Regions from separate parts of the Mus musculus genome. Here all the other regions are linked to region 3. Evidence: chromatin loops called from intact Hi-C (ENCODE). Cell type or tissue: gastrocnemius. All regions are shown on one strand.

What was found. Hi-C counts contacts between places; a loop is a spot of excess contacts. Peaks named below come from ENCODE experiments on the same cell type or tissue, not always from the same donor. Only the 100,000 strongest peaks of a DNase experiment are listed, where the experiment ranks them.
Region 1: a loop joins it to region 3, with 2.3 times the contacts of the local background. A loop is called at or near these places in 8 of 42 quality-filtered maps.
Region 2: it touches region 3 in a loop (2.2-fold over the local background); 5 of 42 quality-filtered maps call a loop at or near these places.

The regions. Positions count from the first base shown.
Region 1 is chr7:143,313,098-143,315,597 of GRCm38, reverse strand. The region is part of intron 11 of Kcnq1 (potassium voltage-gated channel, subfamily Q, member 1); the gene reads right to left. Among named protein-coding and RNA genes, the nearest start is that of 4933417O13Rik, 16 kb to the left of the region's middle. In gastrocnemius, no CTCF peak of the experiment used is centred here; a DNase peak (open chromatin) is centred at 1,473; H3K27ac peaks cover 953 bases.
Region 2 is chr7:143,407,807-143,410,306 of GRCm38, reverse strand. The region is part of intron 15 of Kcnq1 (potassium voltage-gated channel, subfamily Q, member 1); the gene reads right to left. Among named protein-coding and RNA genes, the nearest start is that of Cdkn1c, 52 kb to the left of the region's middle. In gastrocnemius, no CTCF peak of the experiment used is centred here; a DNase peak (open chromatin) is centred at 1,410; H3K4me3 peaks cover 1,076 bases; H3K27ac peaks cover 2,481 bases.
Region 3 is chr7:143,462,583-143,465,082 of GRCm38, reverse strand. Gm33663 (a long non-coding RNA gene) reads left to right here. Exons shown (of 3, transcript XR_378640.3): 3 at 452-1,748. Among named protein-coding and RNA genes, the nearest start is that of Gm33663, 2.7 kb to the left of the region's middle. In gastrocnemius, a CTCF peak has its summit at 994 (motif pointing right); DNase peaks (open chromatin) are centred at 91 and 1,009; H3K4me3 peaks cover 645 bases.

The sequences.
Region 1 (2,500 bases), 150 kb after region 3:
TGGGAGGAGGGTACAGAGGAAGTTGGAGGAAGGAAGGCAAGATGAAGACATGTTTGGCTGGAGCAGAGCTCCCAGCTCCTCCCCGAGGACAGGGAGAGTCCTCGAAGGGTTTAAGCCACAATGGGGCATGTCAGCCCTGTCATCTGGGAGTTCATCTGAGAAGGGAGACCAGGATGGGGCATGTTCCATGTCAGCCTAGTGCTCAACTCCTGGAGGGAGCAGTCCCACAGACCTTGAACCATGGGACCTCGAGGCGATGCCCTGTCATCAGAATAAAACTTGACTTACTTTCTCAGCAGATGAGCCCTTCTCAGCCTCAGAATCAAGACAACACAGCCAAGTTGAGTTCTTTTTCCATGATCCTTAAAGAGCTGGGATGTCAGGGCTGGTGAGAGTGCTCAGACGGGAAAGGTACTTAACCAACCAACCTGATGACCCGAGCCTGATTTCCAGAGCCCACATGGTAGAAAGAAAGAATCAACTACAAGTTGTCCTCTGACCTCCACACACATGCTGTGGTGTACACACACACACACACACAGAGGGTGCTGAGCTCTGTTTTTTAAGGGAGCAGACCCTGGGGACTTGGGACAAAGTGAGCATTTAAGGGTGTTTTTCCCTGAGATCCAGATAGGTTCACAGGTCTCAGCCCCTGGAGGGTGGCTTTTTTACTTTCTGCCTCCATTTCCTGGCTCTCCTTTGTTCCCACAGCTGTTCATTGTACTCCTGGCTGCCCATGCCTCTTCTCTTCTACTCTTACAAGATTGTGTGTTTAAACAAAGTTAGAGAGCCAACAATACAGGCTTAAAAATGTTCCTGAAAGCAGGGCCAGGCTAGGAAATAATAGTCCTGGGGGAAGCAATGACTTCCTGGGTCTGTCCTCTCTTACCTGTCCTAATGCTGGCCCTGGTGTGAAAAGAGTCACTTAGTTGTCTTGATAGAAAAAGGCTTGGAGGCAGGGATGGAGAATTCTGTCTGGCTACCTGCAAGTCACTGTGTTTTCTTTGCTTTGTGGCTTCCCATAGCTGGACAAAGATTTGAAGAGAGACTGCATGTACAGCAAATGCAGGGTGGGCTGCGATTAAACACATGGGGAGATGTCTATCCATGTAATCACTGTGGGGCCATCTTATTTCCCATCCCCTAATCAACACTAGTCACTGCTGGTCATAATCTACAATGCCTTGTAGAAACCCATGTAACCTTTCTGCTGGGAGTGAAAAGGGAACACAAGATTCTTTATAACAGTAACCAGGGTCCTTAAAGCCCCACCCTTGCCACACTGAACAAGCAGAGAGAGAAGGAAGGACAGCTGGGGAGGCTTCATATTTGGTGTAAATCTTCAGTTTGTCACTTGGTAGTTGGCCAGCTAATCAGGGGCCCGCCAAATAGTTCCACACCTGACATCAGGATTCCTGGACTTGCTCAGTGGGGATTTGTTGAGCTTGGACTGTGTGTCTGGCCCATAGCCAGGGGCCACGCCCTCGGTTGCCCAATATGCAGGACGCACGTAGTGCTTGCTCCAGACTGCTCGTGGCTCCCTCAAAACACGGAAATAGTGGTTGTTCTACACTAGAAATACCAGGACCCATGGCCCGGTGTGAGCCACCAAGTTCCACACCACTCAGCAGAGGGAACTGGCTTCCAGAGGTCCCCTTCCACAGGGGACCTTCCAGTGTTCCCCTACCCCAACCAGGAGTTTGGAATCCTGGAGCTGCAGGGCTGGGCGACTAGGGAGCCTTTGAGATAAGGCACACTGGGAGACAGGCTGTAGAATTTCACCAGCCTGCAGTACTGAAGTTGTTTGTCTGCCTAGCCATTACTCAAGAGCCCTAGATACCTGAAGCTGAGCCCTGGGGCACAAACTGGACCGGTGATGGGGGAGGGACACATTCTGTCCTGAAGAGCCAGGAGACCTCAGTGTCTGACCAGAGGTCAGCTTCCCTGATGTGGCTCTGCAAACTAGCCACAGATTCCACCTGAAGCTGCCTCCCAGGTTTGTTAGATGGACCTGGGACGAAGAGACTGAGGCTCTTTAGAATTTCTTATTTTAAGTGCTTGTGAAATAGAGTCTTGATTTGTAGGCCTTGTTAGCCTGAAACTCAGTATGCAGATCAGGAGAGCCACAGCCTTATAGCAATCTTTCTGCCATGTGTCCCCAATCTACCTCCACCATGTTTTTGCTTAGCCCTTGAGCTTTGTGCCTCGTTCCTAATTTCTTTTCCTAGTGTCAGAGCCACTGAGTCTGGCACAGAGTGGGTCACATTATTTAGGAGATAGTCATGGTCAAAAGTAAAAAGCAAACTTACACAACATAAATAGCTATACAAAAGTATAATACAAATGACTACTAATGTAGTCCTGGGTCCTAAGATAGATGAGGTGGCCTGGGACTAGACTCTAGTCTCTGTGGCCTGGTCAGTGCTCTGGGGACAGGGATGCCCCTGTAACTGTGGGAACAATTAATGTAGGAGAGGTCAGAGGCAGGGTGCTCAGTGGT
Region 2 (2,500 bases), 55 kb after region 3:
CTCTAAAGAGGCAAATTTCCTGGGTCTTTTATCTCCAGGTTGGCTACCACCACCTCCTCCTAGGTCTTCTGAGTCCTGCCCTCATACCTTTGCTGATGGCTTCACCACGCCAAACTTTAATGCCTCTATACAACAGTGATGCCAGTCTGCACCCTCAAGGCTCCCTGGGTCACAAAGTTGCCGGTGTCTGACCTCACCACTTAGGAATCTGAGAGGCTCTTAACTTTGACCTATCCTAAGCTGAGCTCTGCAGATTGCCTGTCAGTCTTGTCTTTATCCCAGGGAATCAGGCCTGCTGAGCCTGTCTCTTAAGACTCAGACTGAGCCCCCAAGGGTCTATGAACTCCTTGCTCTCTTTCCAACACCCAGTTCCTATCAGAATTCTTTCCCTCTGAAACACATGGGTTTGCTCTCAGACAAAGACAAAGCACTTCCTCCTTTAGCAAAAGAACCTTGAATTAGCCACTTAATTCACTAGGGGGTCCGTGTAGTGGTACACTGCCCTCTGGTCATTGGACAGAAGAAAAGCTAACAGGGGCCTCTCAGGTAACCAGGCTGTGTGGGGAGGGAGGTTGTTCTTCAGGTATTTTCCTTCTTCCTGCTACTGAAATGCAGAGGTGATGGCAACCCTGGGAGAAGCCATAGGGGTGCCACTTTGTAGACAGAGAAGCATCCAGAGAGCAGAGGCGATTCCTGGTCTGACTGCTGCTCTAGGCCCCTGGAAGCTCTTAACTGAGACACCACAGTCATCATCTCAGCCAAAGCTCAACCAATCTGCACTGCCCTCCTCACAGCATGGCCGATGCTCTGCTTGCTCCTTGAGACCTAGCACATTCTACTCCTAGCTTGACATATCCACATATAAGTTACCTCTGAGCTGTGTTTTAAGCCACATGACTAGCTCTGAGTGACCACAAAGCCCAGAATCCTTAGGATGCAGCTCCCATGCCACCCACTGCTTGGTGGTACCCACCCTGCCTCTTTCTCCCTGGCCTTAAGGCTTGCCACAAGAACACTGTGCCCTACCTCAGTGGGTCTGGCTGTAACCATGTGGTGCCAGTGGGCTGAGAATACCAGTAGGAAGGGGTTGTGGGTTCCTCTAGAGCAGGCAGAGATCCAGCTAAGCTGGGGGGAGGCTGAGGACCTAGTGATGCCTGCTGCCCCAGGCCTGGTCCTTTTTGAGCCTTATTGGGCCCCAAACAAGCACGGTATTTCCTATGACAGCTGTAGGCTTGCAGGTGAGCCTTGTGGAAGCAGGGGCAGGAGCGGGAGAAAGGGCTGAGATGCTGGCTGGGTGAACTGACAGCCCGCCCAAGTTTCCACAACTGTCTGCACAGAGCTGCACGGTGGTTTCCACAGGCTCTGCCAAGTGGCGGCTGCCGGCTCGGCCTGGGGTTCTGACCCCCGACAGGGCCTGCTCTCTGCCAGGCAGCCCTGAGAAGCTAGGGCAGACAGGGCCCAAAGAGTTAAGCCACCCTCCACCCCATCTCATTCCTACAGTTTTCTGTCCAAGGCACAGCTGACGTGAAAAACAATAGCATTCCCTTGGAGAGGTTCGGCTGCGGGCTGAGGCCCCCCTCCCCAATAATTACTCAAGACATTGGCACGAGCCAGGCCTGGTTAGGTAACAGGCTGCTCGCTCGCTCCGGAGACTTATAACTCACAGTCAGTTACACATAATCTCTGTAGACAACAAAATCGTTTCCAGGATGGTGGGGAGGGTGAGGCCTTGTGGAGAGGGTACAGGGGGCAGAAGGGGCAGAGACCAGGGTAAGGTGGGGGTAGGGTGTTATTGTGGGGACTACCAGGAGTCTCAGGGATGCAGCTAGGGAACTCGGGGTGTTGATGAAGCAACTATGGTAAGGGAGGGAGTTGCCCTGCCTCCTCTCTACAATACTCCCCACCCTTGTCCTAGTCCTTGGAAATGGGAGGCCACCCTAGTCTGGTCTGCTATTGAGCAGAGCTCCAGAGGCGCTCATTCATACTGGAGTGTGAATGACTGCTTTGGGTGCTTCCTCCTCCTCTCCTGACAGCCTCACAGAGGACAATTTATTGCCTGTTTACTGTCCATGGCTCACTGTACATGACTTCCTCAAGGGCAGGGCCACATACTGCACCCCCTGCCTCTCCCCACTCCCCGTGTTCCCAGAGTACATAGCAGACATTCAGGAAATATCTGCCAAGAACAACGGAGGACATCTAACCCGAAGAAAGCAAGCGTCCGTGGGGTGGAGTCAGGCACATGGGAGGGGTGCCTGACAGGGAGGGTAGCGGAGCTGTAGGTGCTCTGTCACCCTTCAGGGCTCATTCTCCTGGCACTGGGACTCTTCCACAGGAAACCCGCCCATTTTCCTGGAAGGATGCTGAGCTAAGCAGGCAAGGATCGGGAAGGTTTGTGTCTGGAAGGACCTCCCTCAGCCTCCCTCTGGCAACTGGGCAGCTGAGTCAGGCCACTGAAAGCTGGGATAGTATGAGGGAAGAGTCTAGCTCATGTCTAATC
Region 3 (2,500 bases):
TCGGAGCCTGGGCCGCATGTGGCCGCGTCACCGGAGAGAGGCCGGCACCTGCGGAGGACGTGTCTGGCAGCGGCCCCAAGAACAGCCCGTCCTGGGGGCGGGGCGAGCCGAGCGCGGGAACTGGTGCGGGAGGGCGTTCGCCCTGCGCCCGCCTGGGGCCCCGCCAAGTGCGCGCAGGGAGCTGCTTACTGCTGGGGCGGCGGGGTTCTTCTGTAACCGCACACACCCCTCGGAGCCTCCAGTCCAACCAACAGGGCAGGAGTTGGAGACTTGGGGGACTACGGGGGGGGGGACATTCCAGGGGCTCCCGCCATCGCAAACAGAGTCAAACTCCATCCAGGGCTTGGTCCAAGTGTTAGTTAAGAGACCAGTGACTCTGACTGCTGAGTGATCTCAGGCAGGGTGCTGAATCTCTCTGAGCCTTTGTCTTTGCCCTGTTCTCTCTCTCCAGGGTGTTAGATTAAAGCAGGATCAAATCAGATGCTGGTCAGAGCCCACAGTAGGCACAAGATGGAGACACTTTTGGATTTCTTGAAGGTGCATCATTATCAGGAAGGCAGCTGGACCCCTGTCACCCATATGAAGAGACCCCAGAAGGGCTGTGGGAGGACTGTTCTCTGTCCATGACCCTCCAGGAGTCTCCAGAGGCAAGAAAGTGTGTCACCCAGCCCTTCGGCCTTCTCCCTCTAGTCCTGACCCTGGGACTGCATTCTCCACCTTCCTTGATGGATGGGTGACATGTGGCTCAGGGTTTCATGGAAAATTCTTCAAGGCCTTAATTTATCTGATATGACAGCTCAGGGTCTTAGAATCTGAGAAGGCAGCTTTAAGAGCCAGAGGGGAGACAAGTCTCAACTCTACACTTGGTTACTCCGGGAAGGCCCCAGAACCTGGGGCTCTGGGTCAGGGGTGGGGATGACCAGGAGAGCCATCCACGCAGGCAAGAAAGGGAGGCATGAGGCAGCCAAGAAACTGGTGATGTTCAAGTCGGCCACCAGGGGGCAGCATGAAGCCAAGGACAGGCCTCCTAGACTCGGACTCTGTTCTGGCCAGGGGCTGGAAGACCCTGAACACCCGGCTTCCTTGGGGGTGCTTGGAGTCCCCGTAGCTGACCAGCTATGCGGGTTGTTGTGAGTGCGATCCGGGGACGTTCTGGGAAACTAAACTGACTTAGCTGCTCCAGGCTCCTCTAAGAATGAAAAGGCAGGAGGGCTGGGGCCAATAGGCTTCCTGTGTTACGATTCACTAATCAAATCTCGGAGTTGGTTCGAAGAGCTGGAGGGTGTAGGTTAAGCTGGCCTTAATCGCCTAGGAGCCACAGCAAGGTTTTAATATAGGCAGCCCGTTTCCTCCTCGCAACAGACTGCTGAAGTGTCCGCCTGCCTACTGTTGTGTTTTAGCTTCAGTCAGTAACTGCGCCGTGGATTTTAGCGATTTAGGACACAAAATTTATTTATCTATCTATCTATTCATTCATTCGTTTGTTTTCGGCCCTGGGGATGGAACCCAGAGCCAGCGTTCATACTTGAGAAGTATCTCAAGTGCCATACCACTGAGTCACCTCCAGCTTTCAAATTTTATCTCGTAGTCCAATCACTGGCAGCGTGGCTGTGCCCGAGTCTTGCCACAGCCCTCATTCTGTTCCTCATTCGGCCAGTCAGGTGGGCACATAGAAAAAGAGCTCCTATGGCTGTAATGTAATTGGGTGCACACAGAAATATCGCCAACAATTGGTGGCAGAAATGGTCTTTGGATGTGTGGTCTTTCTGGGAGCTCTGGGAGAGGCAAGAGGTGAAGTACCCATTCTGCCCAAGGGTATGGGGGAAGATTTCGGGAGAGACTCATTTGCTAACCAGGTCCAAGGTCGAGGTCCCACGGCTTATACCCCTTCACACCACACAAGAAAGAAGTCAGGAAACTTGCGTCTGATGAGCCAGGGCACCAGACCAGCGCTCCATCCCCCAACTCTCCGCAGCAACACAGTTAAAAAAAATGTTCTTGTTTCCTTTGGATGTATTTTTAATGTCAAAAATAGAAGACGATTCTTGTAGCCAGACAAATGTTTACTTACCTACAGGTCCCTTGGGTTGGAGGGCTAGATGGGGAACTTAACCCTGCTTCTGGAAGCAGTGTGCTTACCAGGTCTGTTGATGCTAGCTAGCATTGATGGAACTTCACCGTTACAGACTTGTGGAGGGCTCACTTTAACCTGTGTGGAGACGGACAAACAAGCAGATGAAACGGGAATATGAAAGGAGAAAGCAAGTGATGCAAGCATCCTGGGGTAGGGATGCCCAGTGAGGCAGCCTGCAGCACAGATGATCTATCTGGCTGTCTAGACTGCTTCTCCCAACAAATAGGGCCCAGTAGCTCCACACCCCAGGGAGCACGTTCAGTCAGTCCTCTCAGCAGCTTTGGCCTAGGTTGTGGGCAGGGTGGACCTTCTCTAGCCTCGACAGCTGCAGCCTGGATATTTGGACTGTTGGGGAGACCCTGGAGG